Regions from separate parts of the Mus musculus genome. Here regions 2 and 3 are each linked to region 1. The links are chromatin loops, found by intact Hi-C in ENCODE. Cell type or tissue: heart. All regions are shown on one strand. Each heading gives the region's core, and the rest is flanking DNA. Links, peaks and the distances in the headings are about the cores only. Region 1 holds the start of Gm52297 (a long non-coding RNA gene). Region 2 holds the start of Epas1 (endothelial PAS domain protein 1). Region 3 has its middle 11 kb from the start of Epas1.

Region 1 (6,552 bases), core at 1,107-6,106:
GTTAACCCTCAGGAACCCAGGTTACCCCACAGTAAGCTCATCTGTACTGACCTGCTGCAGCTTTCAGCTCCTTGACCACAGAACCTGTCCATATTCTTAAAAATTACTAACCAACAAGAGCTATTTCTTGAGTTCTGTATATCACCAGAGGGGTATTCTTGGATATTGCTTTTCAATGTGTCTGGGTGTTTTGCCTTATGCATTGTCTTTGACCACATACATGCTTGGTGCTTGCAGAAGCCAGAAGAGGGTGTCAGGTCCCCCAGAACTAGAAGTACAGACTGTTGTTAGCCATCATGTGGGTGCTGGGAATTAAACCGAGGTCCTCCGGAAGAGCAGTTAGTACTCTTAACCATTGAACCATCTCTCCAGCTCCTTGTACACTTCTATAAATCTCTTTGGAGAACAGTTTAAGATTCACATATCTGCTTCTGCAATAAAGCTTCTATGACATGCTTTGGTTGATGTGTTAAAACAATTCATGACCGAAGCATCCATACTTTGGTCTTCCTTCTTCTTGAACTTCATGTGGTCTGTGCATTGTATCTTGGGTATTCTGAGCTTCTGGGCTAATATCCACTTATCAGTGAGTGCACACCATGTGTGTTTTTTTTGTGACTGGGTTACCTCACTCAGGATGATATTTTCTAGTTCCACCCATTTGCCTCAGAATTTCATGAATTCATTGTTTTTAATAGCTGAGTAGTATTCCATTGTGTAAATGTACCACATTTTCTGTATTCATTCCTCTGTTGAGGGACATCTGGGTTCTTTCTAGCTTCTGGCTATTATAAATAAGGCCGCTGTAAACATAGTGGAGCATGTGTCCTTACATGGAAGCAGGAGTATATGGGGTGGTTAGTGGGGGTGGGGAATGGAATAGGGGTTTTCAGATGGGGGAACCAGGAAAGGGGGTAATAATTGAAATGTAAATAAAGAAAGTATCTAATAAAAAAAGAAAGCTCTCAAACCATGGGCCAGAAAGAAGAAGAGGAAGGGGAAGAAGGGAAGGGGAAGAAGGGGAAGAGGAAGGGGAAGAAGAGGAAGAAGAGGAAGAAGAAGAAGAAGAAGAAAAGAAGAAGAAGAAGAAGAAGAAGAGGAGGAGGAGGAGGAGGAGGAGGAGGAAGAGGAAGAAGAAGGAGAAGAAGGAGGAGAAGGAGGAGAGGAAGAAGAGGAAGGAGGAGAAGGAGAAGGAGGAGAAGGAGAAGAAGAAGAGGAAGATGAAGAGGAAGAAGAAGATGAAGAAGATGATGAAGAAGAAGAGGAAGAAGAAGGAGAAGAAGAAGGAGCAGAAGGAGAAGGAGAGGAAGAAGAGGAAGGAGGAGAAGAAGAAGAAGAGGAGGAGGGGGAGGAAGAAGAAGAAGAAGAAGAAGAAGAAGAAGAAGAAGAAGAAGAAGAAGAAGAAGAAGAAGAAGAAGACGACAACAACAACAATCCAGGGTTATAGAGATGTGAGACAGAGTTGAGAAAGAGAGGTCTTCCTAGATTCCTCCAAATTATTTCCCAGGAATTCCCTCCCCTAAGTGACTTACTTGATAGGATGCCAATTTGAGGGCTAAGTCACAAGAGGACTGTGGCTTCCACTCTTACTGTGCCCTGTCTTCCCTTTAGCTCGCAGTGTGATAGCCTGTTCTAGGCTGCACTACAGATAACCCCCACTGAGAAGGATCCAAAAATGTCTCTGCTTGGTTCCAGGGAGGAACAGAAGCCTCTCCAGTCAGCCAAATTCAGCAATAGAAGAGCTGTGAGTTTTAACCCAAGCATAAACAGTAGTGCGCACACACACACACACACACACACACACACACACACACACACACACACACAGAGAGAGAGAGAGAGAGAGAGAGAGAGAGAGAGACATACTCACTGCTCTTGGCATCTTCCACCAAGGACAGTGTCTTGGGGACCACATGTGGTCTGGTGTCATTTGTGTCATCTTTCCAGATCTTTCCCTGGCTGAGCTTTCAAAGATCCTGAAGCTCAGGTGACAGAAGCCACAAGAGGCCTGTGACCTCTGCTAAGCCACAAGTCCTGAGTCATTGGGATATTGTTGGACCCATAATTCTTGTTTGGAGATGGTACATATCAGGGTGATTTCACAGTACTGTAGACGGCACGTGGGAGACCCTAGGAGTCCTCAGACCTCACTTGGAGGGTTGTTCCTCTGGTTCTAACTCAACCTTCATAAGTAGGTTTGATCCAATAGGCACCCACTTCTTCCCTCAGCTCCTCCTCTCAGTAGATGCAGGGAAGGACCAGTGAAGGACTAGCCATAACCAGCAAAGGTGCTCAGTGTCAATACCCAGGGGACAGTGCCTGCTGCTCCCTCATGGAGGGCTTGCAGGTCGTGTGCAGTTAGTAGTAAAGGGTGCCTAGTGGAATGGGTACCTAGGGCATGGTCTCTTCCCTCATCTAACCCATCCCATCCCCCGTGTTTGTCAGAGAAATAACCTGTAAACTTACTGCATCTAGACTTGGCCTTGGATGGACTTCATTGTAAACCTCATTTCTTCTGACGTTTGGGTTGCCACACAGCCAGATGAGATCCTGTTTTTTTAGCCTGCGTGTATGTCTGCCCTGTAAGGATCATACAGGGTCCCACAGTATGTGGTAGAACCAGAGAAATTACTTTCAAATAGAAGGAATTCCTTTAACCCCATCTGGCAGGCTGAGGATTTGGTACCTATCTATCATGTCCTCTCAGAACTAGCACTAAGCCCAGAATAAGCAGCACTACTTCTGTCTTTACCCACTTGGCGCGACCACTATGGATGGCAACCTGGGGACTGTGTAGCGTATTATCCTTTAGGAGAGGAACCACAGGCTAGAGATGAGGACATTAACCCAAGACAATCAGGGAAGTAGAGACTAGGCATGGCCTCAGGCTGGGCTTATGTTCCCATTCCCTGACCTGGGCAGCTCCGAGGATTGCCTTGGGCCTGCACCCCTTGCTCTGTAGAAGCCTGAAGAGGCCATCAAGTGCCCAAGCTTGGCCTCTGGCTGCTGTTCAGTTGCAAGAATTAAAGGTTAGTTTTCTACAAGGTCAAACTGAGAGGGGTCAATCTGCAGAAAGGAGAAGGCAGCCGTAGACGGTGCTAGGAAGTCTGTCTTTCTTTACTGGAGGTCAGCCAATCTTGGGGTCCCGTGTAGAACTCAGTCTGACCTAGTGAGGTTTTCATTCTCACCAGTGTTTAACTCGTGTGAAGCCAACTGGCTTATCTGGTGATTTGTGTAGCATTCCTGGAACCTAGAGCAACCTCCCCCCTCTTGAGATCATCTGATATGCTGAGTAGGGATGACGACCAGAGACGATTCTAGAGGGCAGCGAATTCCAGAGTGACAGACAGCAAGGATCACATACTCTCAGGGCTGGGGGGCCAGGAGGTTCTGCTTTCAGATTGTCTGCAGCAGCTGGCTGGGGGCACAGACCCTGCATGAGGGGCACAGCCACTGAAAAGGTTTCAGACCTTTGGAGGCATTTCCTGTTTTCCAGTGAACTGAAAAGGGCTTCCTGCTCGGAATAGTCCGTAGGGATGGATTCTTTCTTTCTTTTTTTCTTTTTTAGAGGTGGGCGGGGTGTCTGGGTAGAGGACGCAGGCTTTGTTGGACTTAGGGGCCAGCTCTCTGGACCCTGCTCCGTGGTGGCATGGGAAGAAGGTTAGGAAAGACGGAAAAAAAAACCCCAGACGCCTTTGTCTCGTGTCCTGGCTTTGCGTTTGTGTGGGACCGCAGCGCTAGTCTAAGTCTCAACTGTATGTAGTTCACCACTGCAGATGACGCCAAGGTCTTCTGCCCCAACCGGCCCCAGACTCAAGTATGCGGATCTGTACCCCACTACCACACAGGCTGTGTTGCTTAGTTTCCTGCCTTCTGAGTGCCATCATTTCTACAACAGGAGGCCGAAATGAGGCTCTAACGATCGCTTCCCTGATGGAACAGGAACCAGAACCATAGGAAAAGATGCAGATAGATGGATTTCCAAGCACATGCTGGGGTCCCCAGTCGTCAAAAATCACACTCCTTAGTTGGCGCAATTGACACCTCAGGGTCCTGGCTACTTTCTCACCCCTACAGGGTCACTGAAGGAAGCCTCCACCCTCCACTCAATGGCAGTTCAGCTCAAGCCTCCTGGGTTAATCAACTGAGAGGGTGGAGTTTCCTGTCGGCCCCACCCACCCGGCTTTAGCCACCTGGGTCAGCTTCAGGCAATTTCTCTTCCCAAGTTTCTCATAGAATGTGGATGAATGAGAGAGTGGAAAACTTCATAGATTTGGAGGGATGTTGGCCAGATGAGACCAAGTCTCATAGCCCCAAGTTTAATGGCACTGACCTTGGCCAAGAGGGAAGATTCTGAAGGAGATTGAGGAGGAAGCACCCCGTGGAGCCTGTTCTGGGGCCCGCTTCTCAGGGACAAGGCTCTAGTGGAAGATGAATCTACTCCGAGCTACCTAGCAGCTTCAGGCACTGGGTCAGCGACTTTGCCGAGGTCCTCAGCTCGCCGGAGCGGTGAACAGCCTACCTCTGGCCATGGCCTCTGCTTTCTTCGTCTTTCTCTTCCTTTGCAAGCCCTTCTTTTTCTCCATCACCTTTTTCTTCCTTTTACCTTTCTTTCACAGAGCAATAAACTGAGAGTGAGCTAGGCTTGGTAAGTCTGGAAATAACAAGAACATCTGTTAGTGCATGTGTAGACTCGAACACTGACCCAGCCCAGGCCCTATGACCCTGGATTAGCATGTTCCTGCAAGAAAGCTCCTTCAGAAAAAACGGGCCAGAGACTGGAGAGTTGTCTCAGTGGGTGGGAGCACTGGCTGCTTTTCTAGAAGACCCAGGGTTACTTCCCATCACCACCTGGCAGTTTTAGGTGACCCAGTTACCGTTTTCTGCCCTCCACAGCTACCATGAGCATGTGGTACACAGAGGTACATTCAGGCACCCTTAACAACATAACTTAAAATTTAAAAAATACAAAAAAGAAAGAAAGAAAGAAAGAAAGAAAGGAAAAGAAAAGAAAAGAAAAGAAAAGAAAAAAACAAGGTAGCTTAGAAAAATAGAAAAAGAAATAACTAAGAAACCAATTCTAATACTCAGATGGAAGCACAAAGCAGGAGCGCTGGAGATGTCGCCACCACCAGAATCACAGAAATAAACTCACATGGTACGTGTAGAGCATTGGGCTAGAACTAGACGCAAACCCCAGCGACACACCTGGTTGTCGGCAAAGGTCATCAGAGCACACACACTAGGGAAAGAGTCTCTTCAGCAGACAGCACTGGAAAGACCAGCAAGGCACTACCCAAGAGCGGGCCCAGATGCTAGCCCCCAGCCCCTCGAGACAGCATCAACTCAAAATGGTTTAGAAACCTCATTCTAAAACCTGAATGATTGAAACTGCCGACAGTGGTCCTCAACCTGTGGGTTGGAACCCCGCCCGTCCTGAGTTGTGTATCAGATAACCTGCACAGCGGATACTGACATTGCAATTCCTAACTGTAGCAGAATTACAGTTATGAAGTAGCAACAGCAATGAAAATAATGTTATGGTTGGGGGTGGGGGTCACCACAGCATGAAGAACTGTGTTAAAGGGTCGCAGCATTGGGAAGGGTGAGAACCTCTGCTCAGGAGGAAAAGCACGCTATGGTATAGGTAGACAAAAGGAAGAGAATGGAAATAACTCAGGAGTCATTGCAAGAACTAAAACGGGAGATTGCATGCAATACAAAGACTACACAGCCAAGGAAGCCATCGGCTCAGTGGGGATACTGCCCGTGGAAGGGGAGAAAATGCTTTGTCAACTATGTATTTGACAAAGGATAAGTACGTATAATGTACAGAGAATTCAAAAACTAAAACCCCAGACAACTTAATGAATAGCTGAGCAAATGAATTGAATGGACATTTCTCAAAAGAAATGCAAATGGGACTGATGATCTGACTCCACAGACAAAGGAGCTTGCTGTCAAGCCTGATGGAGCTGAGTTCAATACCCAGGACTTCCATGGTGGACAGAGAGAGCCAGTTTCTGAAAGTTGACCTCTGACTTCCATACACATAGCGTGTATGGGCACACATACATAAGTAGTGGGGAAAAATACAAATGCTCAATAAATACAAGGAAAATGCATCGCCTTAATTGTAAAGGAAATGCAAATTAGAACCCCACTAGGACTCCAGTTCATTCTAATAAGAATGGCTATCCGCAAGAAAACAAGGAGGCAGGAAGCTATGTAACAGATCCAGTCCCTACCCCCAAACAAAACCAACCGCAAGAAGGAAACAACAAATGCCGCAAGATGTAGGGGAAGGAAGCTTATCTATTGCTGCTGAGAATGGAAGTCAGTTTCTTACAGAAATCTGTATGGAGGCTGCTAAAAGAAAAAAGGGCAGCCCATTCTACATAGAGAGTTTCAGGACAGCCAGAGGTCCATAGAGAGACCCTGACTCCAAGAGGAGGAGGAGGGAAAGGAAGAGGGAAGAAAGAGGGGAGACGGAGGAGGACAGAGGGAGTTTAGATCAGGATGTGTGTGTGTGTGTGTGTGTGTGTGTGTGTG
Region 2 (6,552 bases), core at 588-5,587, 83 kb before region 1:
CAGCACTGCTCTACCAGGTTAGACTGTTGTCAAATGTTGAAGGAACACTAGTTAGGAGATAAGCTTCACTCAAGAAGCCCAGCCAGCATTGTCTCCTCGGCTGGGAAAACTGATGGACCTTGGGTTTATTTTAACAGAGGAACAATTAAATCTGCTGCCATCAGAAGCCAGCCACAGTTAGAAAACTTGAAGGTCCAGCTATCTCCAATTCCTTGCCCATCTTTGCCCTGGCACCAAATACCAGAAGCACTCCTGAAAGGTACTTGGACCCAGAGTCTAGCTTTGTGCCTGGACTTGGATTCCTGGCCACCCAAAGACCTCACTTCCATTTATCTTAATTGTTCTACAAATCCCCACTTGAGAGCATCCACACTTGGCTCTTCCTAGAATCAGGAATCCTGCTGGGTTGATGAGAACTCCAAGAGAGCTTGCTGTGGCTCCCCCAGTCTGCTAACCAGCCAACAAATAAAAGACTGGCTCCTGACTATCATGAAGGAATATATCCACCCACACAAGGATGTTTGGGACTAAAACAAGCCTTCTGGCCTCTGGAAGGGCTGTTTCCAGAAGGAACCATACAAATGCTCAGTTATGCCCTGGAGAAGAACCGGCCCTTGAACCACTAGTGGGTGGTATCACCAATCCGGGAACCCTTGCTGCTCACATTGATTTCCTGAAGCGCTCTGGAAAGCTCTGGGCAGCCATTTAAGGGACATTAACTTTTGATGCCCTGCTTCACAATTTTCAACTACATATTGATGCCCCCAAGAAGTCAGTCAATTTAACCAGAATCTCAAAACCACTATCCTAACAGGCTTTGGAAGTCTGAACCTACACTGAACCTACACTGCTTGCCCTGTTTTTTGGACACACACACACACACACACCCTGCGGGCCTGGCTACCACTGGGGCACTGCACTACAGGCCGAAGATTCCTAGGAGGTTCACAGTCTGTGTCACACTGGTTCTTAAAGTGGCCGCTGTTGTGGATAATTTGTAGTGTCATTATGCAACGTTCTTCTAGGCTCTGACTATACTCCCTGCCAGCCCTCGGCAAAGAGTCTCTGCAAGCTGGGTATGGAAATAGCTTTCCCCACTGATCCCTGACTCTCCCAAGGATTGATAGACCTAAGAGCAAGATGACACTTGACACTGATTACTGTCAGGTCTCATCTCGGACAAACGCGACAGTCACCCATAGACAAGGCAGTAATAAAGTGTTCAATAAGTGCTCCTGGCTACTCTGCTGTCCAACTTCGCGGTTTTGATGGTTTGTGATTACCCTCTGGCTGGTTTTACAGTTTGAGCTAGAATCTTAGTCTTTTTTTTTCTCTCTCTCTCTCTTGCTTCTCCTTCTCTACCCTCAAAGTACACAGAACCTCAGAGTTGTTTGGTGGGCGATAATGGGGAATCTAGAACCGGACTCAATACCTTCCCCCTCTAGAGATCCGCCAGCGCAGGGCGCGGGCGCCGGGCCAGGACGGGTGCGATTCGCTGGAGTTTATCAACTCCTTATCGGTGCCCTGAGGTGGGAGCTGCAGCTTTCGACCAGAGGATACACAGTTCCTGGCTCATGTCCCTAAGTGGAAGCCCAAACAAAAAGCCCGTTTGCTCGGGGCTGGGTCCTCACCGCCAGTCTTTTCCAGTCTGGCCACGGATCTCTGGCAGCTCGCGCCATTCTGCGGTCACGCGTACCATTCCGGACACCCCAGCTAAGTCGCCACGGAGCGCAGTGCTGGAAGCTCTAACCCACGGCACGCACCGATCGAAACAGGAGCAAAGTGCCAGGCGGCCAGCTATAAACTTTTGCAGGCGACGAGAATGTACCCAGGTCTGCGGCGGGGTCACAGTGTGTTCCCACCTCAGCTCCTAGAGCTGGGTGTCAAGTCACCAGATGCGGGGCGGATTGAAGGAGGCTCGAGGGCAGCGCGAGTTGCCCCGAGTTGCCTCTCACCCAGTGCCGAAAGGTTCGCGAGGACAAACCTTCGTGGCTGCCCTTCGTCTTAAGAATCAGACACTCGGAGCCGCCGGGTGTCACGGTCTTCTCTCTGCACACTAGAGCACCTGCCCCCGCAGGGCAATCCAGGTCACTCACTCCCCACTCTCTGCCGGAGTCTAGGTGTAGGGTAAGGTTAAGGGGGTTGAACAAACTTGGGTGCCGTCTGGAGCAGGACCCTTGACAGTGTTCCGGCTTCTCGGTCAGGGCGCACCCCAGAGTTGCGCTTTGCCCTCTGTTCCATGCTAGTTTGGGGCGCAAAGCCCGCATAGGAACGCTCTCGGAAAGACCTAGAGGGTCTTAGGAAAAGAAAGGCGTGTCTACTGCTCCAGCATGGAAACCCTAAGAGTCGAGGGCATCAGCCCAGAAACATTTCAAAACACTCGCTAGGGAAGCTTGGTGCTCCAGGGACGACAGACTTTGGAAGGCGCCGCGGAAGCACCCCTGACCTCCAGGGCCATCTCTCCGTGTCTCAAGGTCTCGGAACTATCCGCTTTGCAACTCTACTGCGACACCGCAGCTCCTTGTCCCTAAAGGCATCACCGACTCGCTTACTCAAAGCCCCTCAACAGCGGTCCTCCAGCCTCCGAGAACTCTCGCACCCCTCTCCCGACTGCCCCGGGTCGCGCCCGCCACGCGCAGTTCCGCCAATGCCTGGGACCAAGTCGGTCGCCAGCTTTGACTCCCGCTTACCTTTTTTTCTCCTTGTCAGCTGTCATTGTCGCCGTGGCCCTCCGAGACCCGGAGCACCTGGGTTCCTTAACCCCGTAGGGGCTGCAGCCGCTCTCTTTGCTGTGGCCCTCCGCAGCTCTCTGTCGCCCGGGCAGGTGTGAAAGGTCTTTAGTGCTCGCAGGTCCGAGAGTCCCGCTCAATCAGGTGGAAGTTTGCAGAGGGCTGGCTAGGTGCGGAGGAGGAGGAGGGAGGAGGGGGGTGACGGGGAGGAACCTGCAGGAGGAGGCGGGGCCGGGGAAAGGAGTGGGAGGAGGTTGTAAGACGCCAAAAGAGAGAGAGAGCAGCGACAAGGGACCTGGAGTTCCGTTTAGCCCCGAACAGGAGTCACTTTTCTGGGATCTGACAAATCAAAACCAACCAACCAAAAAAGAAAAAGAAAAAAAGAAAAAGAAAAAAAGAAAAAAAAATGGCTCGAAGAGAGCAAGTTGGAAAAAAATCCGGGGGCAAGCGAGTGCGGCCGCTGAGATGACCATACAGTCTCAGGACACTGCCGAGGATTGTACGGCCGCCTCAGGAGAGCTGGAGCGGAGCGCTGCGGACTCCGGAGCTGTACACCGGCCGCTCTCGAATGTCCGGCCTCCTCGGCTGTCAGCCCACTTTAAAAACTCGGACGGCCCGCCCGCGGGAGGGCGCGAGGGGCGCGGGAGTGGGACATCGGGCTGGGGGCGGGCCGGGGGCGGGGCTCCAGAGAAGCCCCGCCCCGCACGCTGGCTGCCTGCCCCGACTTCCCACCGTGTCCCGGCCAATAGGGAGGCGCGGCCACAGCCTCTGCCCTGACCCCGTCCCTCCCCTTTCTCTGGAGCTGCGCTCCTCGGGCGCCCGCCTGCCCTTCCTCCTCCTTCCGCAGAACTGCGACTTGTTTTTGAGGTCGCTGGTGGCGAGTAACTATATGGGACTCCAAATGGAAGCGCAGTTAGCGCAGGACTGAGTAATGGCGGGGATCTGCTACCCAAGTTCGGAGTATGCCTTTGCGCCAGTGTCCTTTCAGCCTCACTTTTCCCCTAAGAGCTAGGCTAGGGCAGGAGCGCTGGGTCGGAGATCGCGAGCGCAGCTAGGGCGTGCAGCGAGCGCCCAGCCAACCCCCCCCCCCCCCGCTTCCGGGTGCTGCTATAGTCCCCTAAACCATCCACTTGGCTCCCTTCGGCCGGCGGTAATGATCCCCAGGACCCTGTCGGCTCTTGTTCTTGTCTGCCTTGGAGGTGCGCTCTCTTTGGCCAAACTGACCTTGACTTCTGAGTCCCGAGTGGCAGAAAGTTGTGGGAGAAACTGGGACAAAAATGATCTAGGGTTGCTCCTGCCTGTGTCTTCCTCAACCGGTTTGTGGGTTTTGAGGTGCTCGTGGTAGACTGTTAGGTTTAAGTGTATGCCTGAGAGGAGAGCCTTGGAGCTCCCTCAGGCCTCTGCCCGCTCTCAATACCCCAGTATCACCGTGGGCTCCCCAGAGAGTTCCTGAGTGTGATGTTGGGATGTGTTGATAGCGTGTTCCCAAATCACTGGATGTGCTCTTCCGGGGTTCGAAGGATACAGCCAACTGCAGGACGTGGTGTTATGAAGTCTCCTCTTCCCTAGGCAGTCAGAGGGTTCTTTGGCCTTTCCACCTGTGAGATGCCCACTCCTGCTTTGATCTTAGACACTTTCCCATTTCCTACTTCTGCAGGAAAATCTCCAGAAGGAAGAAGGGCAGCCATGGATTTTTGAAGGCTAGGGAAAGAGCCAACGGGCTCCATAGTTGTGAATTGCGGAGAAAGCACGGTCCCTCAAATTGGGCTGCCCTGGTATCTAAAGTTTGTGCTTCCCGAACTATTCTTAAACACAAGTTTCCTAGTAAAATTATAACCAGAGACTGTGTGTGTGACTGTGTCTTGGGGTGGGGGCGATTTTTAAGTTTGTTTAAGCATGAAGAAGGTGGATACTTTTTGAAAGTCTTGGGGAGGTATCTGAAAGAATGAGTGCTTGAGCACTTGGAAATCAGTTGACACACCTGAGGGTGATTTCAAAGACCAGACCCTTTTCACTCTTGGAGGCTGGTGGATGATTTCCTATGACATTTCTACATCCAGACACCCTGGGTCTTAATAATAAGAAATTCAAATTGGTAGACACAGTAGTAATAAAATATAAACATATTTTGTTTGCTTTATTTTATATATTCTCTTGAGATTGGAATGGAGGGAGGGAGGGAGGGAGGGAGGGAGGGAGGGAGGGAGGGAAAGACCAGACAATAAAAAACCTTAAGCACTTCGACAGCTTCAAGGCCCCAGACATTGTTTTTCACCAGAGCTTCTGCTGGATTTGAGCTGTACTTGACAGGTGACTGGGCGATACCTGTAACCCGCAGGGAACATTTCAATAGCCTTGAGGTTATGAAATTCGTTTGAGAAGTTTTTGATTTTTAAGAGGAAAGATAAGGGCCCTGGATTCAATCCCTAATTCACAGTTACTTCTAAAGTAGGGGTTCTGGTCGGACATACTGGCTCACACCCTTAATCCCAGCATTCAAGAGGCAGAGGCAGGCAGACCGCAGAGTTCCAGTCCTGAGGGAAAACAATTTTTGCATAACATCAAGACCGGAGATGCTTGACCACGCCAAGTCCCGACTGCAACCAGTTGTCCTGGCGTGGAAATCAGCATCAGAATACACAGCGCAAGACCATCCCCCAACACGGGCCAGCCTGGGTTACAAAAAAAAAAAAAAAAAAAAAAAAAAAGTTCCTAGTCAGCCAGGGTTATACAGGGAAACCCACTTTGGGGGAGATGGAGGGGAGAGGTGTAAGAGGTCACTCAAGAATACTTCAACTTTCCCTATGTTAGTTGCATCCCCTCTTCCTAACCTACAAATTAAGTGCGCCTCGAAGATTCCCAGGACTAGACACAGACTTGCATAGAGCAGAGCCAGGTGGCCTAAAGACCTCTTAAGATGTCTTCCAGAGAAGACATGGTGTCAGCAGTCTTTGTAAGGAGCTGAGCATGTAAGCCAGACATAGACTTCTTTGAGGTCTTGGCCTCCATGGAAAACTAAAGGGGGGCAGCTCCGAATAAAGATGGTACGGTTTGGGAGGGGCTAAGACCTTAGCTTTACATGAGTGTCTCTGGAAGCATCTGTGTTAGGCTCACATAGCAGCAGAAGGCATCTTAAAGTCAAACTCTCATGCTGCTTAAAGCGGGGGAAGGGGGTACACAGATCACACATCTCCTAGAAAGTCTCCTCACCCGCGTGTCTCAGCCCTCTGAGGTACTGCAAAGACTGTGACATCAAAGGAATGTTTGCCTAGCTATTTTACTAAGAGATGAGACTGGCCAGGCACTGCTGGCCCACACCTTTAATCCCAGAACCTGAGAGGCAGAGACAGGCAGATCTCTGTGAGTTCTAGGCCAGCCTGGTCTACAGAGGGGGGTTCAGAACAGCCAGAGCTACACAGTGATACCTAGTCTCAAAAAAGGGGAGGAGGAGGGGGAGGTGAGCCCGAGACTTTAGTGCCCCTCCCATCTTTGTAGTGTATCCCATTAGAAGGATGTGCTATTGGTAATGGGTTAACCTCCAGAGCTACAGAAAGCTGGCACTTGGGATGCAGCAGAAAGGTGGGAGAAGGGTGACTCAGTAGTCCCCATCAGAGTGACAGGCATGGCCCCCGATATGGTTTGTAATCAGACTAGAGTGAGTAGGGCTCAGCAGAGTAAGCATGGAAGGCTGGGCTGTTGGTTTAGTGTTTGGTAAGCCTTCAGTTCTTTGTCACAATGGGATCAAGAAGAGGCAAGAGAGGGCCCTTAGAACTCAGAAATTGAAGGAGACACTCTAAATCATTAAAAACATGTACTTGCCACT
Region 3 (6,552 bases), core at 573-5,572, 73 kb before region 1:
AGATGTGTTAAGACAGAGTTAAAGCTGGGCGTAGTGGCGCATGCCTTTAATCCCAGCACTCGGGAGGCAGAGGCAGGCGGATTTTTGAGTTCGAGGCCATCCTGGTCTCAGAGTGAGTTCCAGGACAGCCAGGGCTACACAGAGAAACCCTGTCTCAAAAAAAAAAGACAGTTAAAAAGGCTGCTTTCTGAGAGCTCAGGATGGCACATGCTGATCAGACATAGGAGAGGGAGAAAGAAGCCAGGCAAAGCCTTCAGAAAGGTGACATGTTGGCTGGACCTTGACAGGTGACAAGGAGTTTCCCAGTGAGAGAAGCTGAAGAAGAGCGTCCTGGGCAGAGGATGACCCCTGAGTCTTTTCATTCAGATTCAAAGCTAAGGATCAGCCCTCCGGAAGCAAGACAAACCTTTGGCAGTCTGATATTGATTGCCCTTCCCGATCTCCAGCTTTTGCTGATCAGGACATTCAGGCCAGTGGCTACCAGAGCAAAGACAGTGATGTGTAGTTACACTTACGCTAAATGTGAGTTGGACAAAACTCTTAGCTTTCCCCACTTGGATCTGTTCCTGATAATTTTGTGGTGACACCTAAGTGAGCATTCCTTTGATTGACATGTAGCAGCCAGAGTACGGCTGGCCTCGGGCCTGCGGCTCCTTTCTCAGCTAACCAGGAACTCAGCTCTATGACCTTCAAGAGGAAAGTCTATCCTTCTTGTTCAGCACAGGTTTTACAAACCCATTTCTGTTCTCTTTCCCCTGGCGTTATACACACTAGGCATTCACACCAGAGGGAAGGTCTCGTGAGTTCTAGACCCTCTGAAGGCCAAGCACTCTGAGCACAGCACCAGTTTCTGCCACCGAGCGTGCACTCCTGGCCCTGAGCTCAGGCACTTGGCTATGGCGTCTTAGGGGTGTTAAGTGGGTCAAAGGCAAATCCAAGTGTCTCCACAGTTCAACTCCTCAAGAGACTGTGCAGGGGTGGACGGCGAGGGCCGGGAGAAGAGACAGCAGGGGATCCTGGAATGCGCTAAGTTTTTATCAAGCGTCACACCCGGGGTACACACACCCTGATCTGCCCTCTCTATGAATTTCTTTCCCCCACCTCCTTTCCCCTCTTTGTGCTCTTTCCTTCTTCCTCCTTCCCAGTGAATATCTTTTGTATCTCCAGAAGTTTCTACTGAGTTTAAAGGTGTCAGTAAGTAAGCACACCATTTACAACTTTGCCGATCACACAGATAAGGAAGCATTGTCCAGGACTTTTTCCCCATGGGAGACAGCAGAGCTCATCAGGCTTCTGTGTACAAAGAACTGGGGCGGGAGAGACAGCTAGCTAGGTATTGTGTTCTCAGCCAGCTTTTGTGGTCTAAGTCCCAGGTTAGTACCGCTGACAGGGCTCCATGCTGGGCCTCCTGGTGGCACTAGGGTGGGCGTGGAGTCAGGGACTGGCCAGAGAAATGTGTAAGAGAAAGAGCTGGGAGAAAGAGTTCCCTCTCCCTGCTGTTCTGAAATCGCTGTTCCTGCTGAACTGAAAGGAAGTCAGTCCGCCTTGTACAGTGTGGAGGAAATGGTAAGGGCTGGAAAGACTGGAAAGTGCAAGATTCAGCTGGGCAGATTCAAGCCTGGAAAGGCCGAGGCACTGAGTGACTGAAGCACCGTACACACCCATCTTCCCCCTTTAGCCTAGAAGTCCATGGAGCCCGCGCTCTGCCTCCACTTCAGACTCAAGTTCTCACAACCATGTCCAAGTCCCAGCTTTCTCATCTAAAAGAAAACATCACAGACTCGGAGCACCAGTCCCACGGCACTTTATACCACAAATGTGAGCATGTTGCTCCTCTGTCCTCAGGTTTCTCGCACCATAATTTGCTTTTCTGAGACAGACTCTTTATCCTGTCCTGTAGGCTGGTCTCAAACTCATGACAATCCTGGGTCTTCTTCGCTCACGTCTCCCGGTGGGATCATGTATCAAACTCCCATAACAAGTTTTCAAAGGCAGAGTCTGAAGAAGACAGAGGACTCTGGGAAGGAACCGAGGAAGTCTCTTTCTCTCTCTCTCTCTCTCTCTCTCCCTGTCAGTCTCATATACCAAAGTTACACTAGTTCAATAGATGTAAAGACTTAGCTGGTGGACCAGACATGGCTGTGAACACCTTTAATCACAGCACTTGGGAGGTAGTGGCAGATGGTTTTGTGTGAGTTCCAGTCCAGCCTAGCCTACACAGTGATTTTTCAGGCCAACAAGGGCTACAGGCTAAAGACTTACCTGAAAACAAACAAACCAACAACCCAAGACAAATAAATAAACAAAAATAAAATCTTAGCTGGGGGGCTCAGCGTGTGGTTAGTTAGGAGAGTGATGGCCTCGAATCCCTGAGGCCTCTGTGCAGCCTCCAGCACCCTGTGATCCCTGGGGAGATGGCACACACTTGTGATCCCAACACAGGGAGGTGGAGGCAGGAAGATCCCAAGTACAAAGCCATAAAACTGTTAGGCAGTTTCAAGGCCAACCTGGGATACAAGAAACCATGACTCAGAAAAATAAACCCCGAACTTAGTATTTTTAAAAGATAATTTAATATCAGTTTTTTATTAAGGGTTTTGTAAGCATTGGGAAGGGCCTCTTTCTGCTCTGTCATGGTAAGCCTCTGGTTATATTTTTAAGGTAGGGTTGACAGAGATGCAGACACGGTGACTTACCTGACAGGAACAGCTGGTTTTTCTGCTATCTCTCTCTCCTTCCCTCCTGGTCTGACTCCTAGTCACTTTGTCACCCCAGTGGAAGCGTCACCCCAGCCCCGCCATTAGAGGGTGCTGTGCAGTATCGAACTCTATCCTCCTGTGGTTTTCTCTTTGCTGCCAAGACCTCTCCTCACCTAGAAAGAAACCCCTTCTGCTGGCTAAGATGTCGTCTCCCAGGCCCTAGCCGGTCTCAGTCACTCTCTGAGCACCAGCTCTAGAGAAGAAATGGACCAGGGGGCTTGTGGCTTGAGCCTGAATCACCTGCACAGATCTGACCCACAGGCTGGCTGTGTTGAGCATATCCAGTGACCCTGGTCTCCACTTCTGCCAAGCTCCAGTGGGATCAGGAGCCAGGAGAGGAAGAGGTCAGGCCACCTTTTGGATGGAGGTGGTGGCTGAATCAAATGTACTGCCCATCTTCCCTCTGTGCCTGGAAGCCCTGGGGTCTGCCGCCCTCAGTCTTTGGCCCTTCCTTTCCTCTGTGACCATCTGTCTCAGTCAGGGTTTCTATTCCTGCACAAACATCATGACCAAGAAGCAAGTTGGGGAGGAAAGGGTTTATTCGGCTTACACTTCCATACTGCTGTTCATTATCAAAGGAAGTCAGGACTGGAACTCAAGCAGGTTAGGAAGCAAGAGCTGATGCAGAGGCCATGGAGGGATGTTCTTACTGGCTTGCTCAGCCTGCTCTCTTATAGAACCCAAGACTACCAGCCCAGGGATGGTCCCACCCACAAGGGGACCTACCCCCCCCCCTTGATCACTAATTGAGAAAATGCCTTACAGCTGAATCTCATGTAGGCATTTCCTCAACTGAAGCTCTGTGATAACCCCAGCTGTGTCAAGTTGACACAAAACTAGCCAGTACGCCATCATTGCCTTCCATTTGGGCAGACAAGCCTGGGTCTCACTCTTGAATCGCTCTCATCCTGCTGGATCTCACATCGGCCTTCAATATTTGCTGACCGACTGCTCCTTTGTCTCCTCATGGGTCTAGCTCCTTTGTCTCCTCATGGGTCTAGAGTGGCAAATCAGCCCCTAGAGTGGAGTTTGTCCACCATTTTCCCTGCCCTGAGAGGTTCCCAGGATGTAGGGAACACTGGCCTTCCTAAAAAAGAGAGTTACAGAGGCATGGCAGATACTTTAGGAAAACAATCGTGAAGACCGAGAGGGGGGGTGGCATCTTAGAATGAAGGCAACTTTGGCTGACTCCACCAACTTCTCTTAATATCAGTTTCCTTGTCTGTCAAATGAAGATGCAACTGCCCACCTCAGAAGGATGCTATGAGAGTCTGCGGTGATTTGGCTCAAAAATAAACCGCACCCCTACCTGAAGCATGTTCTCTTGGCTTCTTACCAGAAGACGTATCTGGCTCCCTGCTTTGAAAATTTTACTTTATTGCAATGCCTCTCACACACAAGGCAAGTTCTCTATCTGAGACCAGCGTCTTTAGGTTCGAGTCTGTTTTCTTGTTGTTATCATCATCATTATTATTGTTTTAATGTCTGGTTGTTTTGTATATTTAGATATATGTATATATGTTTAAACAAAAATCTCTTTACTTCATTCTGGCCTGCAGGGCAGAGGGCTGGGCACCGGTGACGTAGCTGGAGGAACACTAAGTACTGTGACCTTGCCTGACATGCTGCAGGCTTTATTTCTCAAGCCCCTGACAACTGGAATGGTTGTCCTTCAGCAAAACCAATAGCACAAGTAACATTTGAACACTTCCTGAGGGGTTTCTAATGTCCTTATAACCCACCCCACCCCATCCAGTCCCCCACGAATTGCTTTTGAGAAAAGAGACAATGGGGTAGTTTGAAGCAAGTCTCTGGTGTCAGATATGGCCCGTGTTTCTTGTTCTAGGAGTGGCTGGCCTCCATGGTGAGGGACGAGAGAGGGAATTATCTTCATTTCTTCAGTGAGGTCATTGATGACCAATGACACCATATTCAAAGCCATCACTGGTCTCAGGACAGAGGAGAAGAACCTGACTGGCCCTGGAGTCCCATCGTTGAGTTTGGCCTCATTACCCAAATCAGCTAAACAACCACAGTACAAGCGATTCCCTAGAAGCCACAATGTTCACAGTGGAAATTAACTCACACTATCTTCCAGATTGCAGTCAGCCAATTGGATTAGCAAGTGTCCAGTTCGTGGAGGAGGGCAGATAAACACAGCCTTTACTCTGGTATGGTCCTTTGTTCTGCAAAAGTCACTTTTTAAACATTCTATCATGATCTATTCATGATCCCCACCATGCTTCTATGACAGAAATATTTCCAATGGCCATTTACAACTTGATAACCGCACAGGTAGATTAGACTGAATGTCTGAGCATCTCCGATCACAAAGCATACGTAGGAATCCTGGGCTCTTATCTCTTACAGCATTGTTTTCTTCTATTTGCTTTTCTCTCGTCAGGGCCACAGGCTATTCTCCATGGTGCAGCCAGAGTCGTCAGAGTCTCATGACCTCCTATGAGTGTGTGTCACTTCCCAGCTTGCTGCACCCAATGGCTTCCCACTGGAGATAGCTACAATCCCAGGGACTTACCTGGCCCAGCCACCTGAATCTCTCCTGTTCTCTCTTATACCAGTCCCCTTCTCAGGCCTGCCTAGCCCAGGCTGCCCTTTCCCCTACTTATCCTTCAGCCTCTTCCGGCTCCTCCAGCCTGAGGCGTCCTGGCCAGTCTCTCTCACTGCCTGGCTTTTGCTTTCTGGAAGCATTTATTTGCTGAATGTTAGCTGCGCTTCTCTAACCAATGGATCATCAGCTCCTCATGGTCAGGGGGATTGTTCACGCTGAATCCCCAAGGTCTAGGATAGGACCTGTAAAGAGAAGGACGAAGAGGTGGCTTTTTAAATAAATGGATATTGCACTGTGTTGATCAGAGTAAGAGAGACGAAGTACTGGAATTAGCCTGACCCAAGCCAGAGATCTGGGACAAAGAGGCTGTTAGCAGCAGGAAGTGCTATGCTTAACACAAATTGGATGGGCTCTGTGAAAGACTTCACAGTGTTATTGGGTCAGCCCATCCCTGTCCAATCTACAGTTCCTGAGTTCGGTCTCCTCCCTCCCTTCAGGTTTGACTAACAAACCAAACTAACCATCACACCTAAAGCTGATTGTCTCTAACTCAACATCACCATAGGTTAGGTTGTTGGAACCAGCCTCCTTTTGGACTTGGCTTTACCTAGTCATCTCCTCCGCTTGTTACTCTAATCTGAATGACCACCGTGCACCCCTAAGGACAGCTCCCTTTATTCAGGAGGCCAATCACAAACCCAAGAATGATCAGACCTAGCTCATCATGCTTTGCTCTAACTAGACCTCACCACGGGACCTCCGTTCCTGCGGTGGGAACTGATGTGGAATTGCCACCAAAATCAAGACTGGACATTATGAAAAGACTTTATAAATCACCTCATTTCTTGGGATAGTATTATAACTAATAAATGGTATGTTTATTAGTTTATTTTCTGCCTGTTGGTTCTTTGACCCTTTGTCTTGTCTTCTTTTGAGTCAACTGAATATTAGTATTTAATTTCTGTATTCATTTATTATTAAAGCTCTGTTCTTGAATCATTACGTGTATGTGTGTGTATCCTTAAATTATTATTTACCTTGAATCTACATACAAGAGCCTAAAACAGGGATTAGAGAAATGGTCCAGCGGATAGGCATGTTTGCTACACAAACTTGAAGACTCATGTAAAGCACTGGGGAAGGCCATGTATGTACATGCCTATAACCCCAAGGCTGTGTGCGGTGGAGACAGGAAAGTATCTGGGACCTCCTGGCTGTCATACT

The links. Hi-C counts contacts between places; a loop is a spot of excess contacts. Peaks named below come from ENCODE experiments on the same cell type or tissue, not always from the same donor. Only the 100,000 strongest peaks of a DNase experiment are listed, where the experiment ranks them.
Region 2: a loop joins it to region 1, with 1.9 times the contacts of the local background. A loop is called at or near these places in 4 of 42 quality-filtered maps.
Region 3: it touches region 1 in a loop (2.8-fold over the local background); 4 of 42 quality-filtered maps call a loop at or near these places.

Annotation. Positions count from the first base shown.
Region 1 is chr17:86,667,766-86,674,317 of GRCm38, reverse strand. Gm52297 (a long non-coding RNA gene) reads right to left here and starts at 4,714. Exons shown (of 3, transcript XR_003952297.1): 1 at 4,523-4,714. In heart, for the core only: no CTCF peak of the experiment used is centred there; DNase peaks (open chromatin) are centred at 3,357 and 4,147; H3K4me3 peaks cover 675 bases; H3K27ac peaks cover 2,010 bases.
Region 2 is chr17:86,750,447-86,756,998 of GRCm38, reverse strand. Epas1 (endothelial PAS domain protein 1) reads right to left here and starts at 3,135. Exons shown (of 16, transcript NM_010137.3): 1 at 2,691-3,135. The coding sequence starts at 2,716. In heart, for the core only: CTCF peaks have their summits at 619, 3,362 and 3,571; DNase peaks (open chromatin) are centred at 968, 1,578, 2,868, 3,418 and 2 weaker places; H3K4me3 peaks cover 3,638 bases; H3K27ac peaks cover 3,063 bases; H3K27me3 peaks cover 233 bases.
Region 3 is chr17:86,740,004-86,746,555 of GRCm38, reverse strand. No RefSeq gene overlaps it. Among named protein-coding and RNA genes, the nearest start is that of Epas1, 11 kb to the left of the region's middle. In heart, for the core only: CTCF peaks have their summits at 1,412 (motif pointing right) and 2,799 (motif pointing right); a DNase peak (open chromatin) is centred at 1,455; H3K27ac peaks cover 1,193 bases.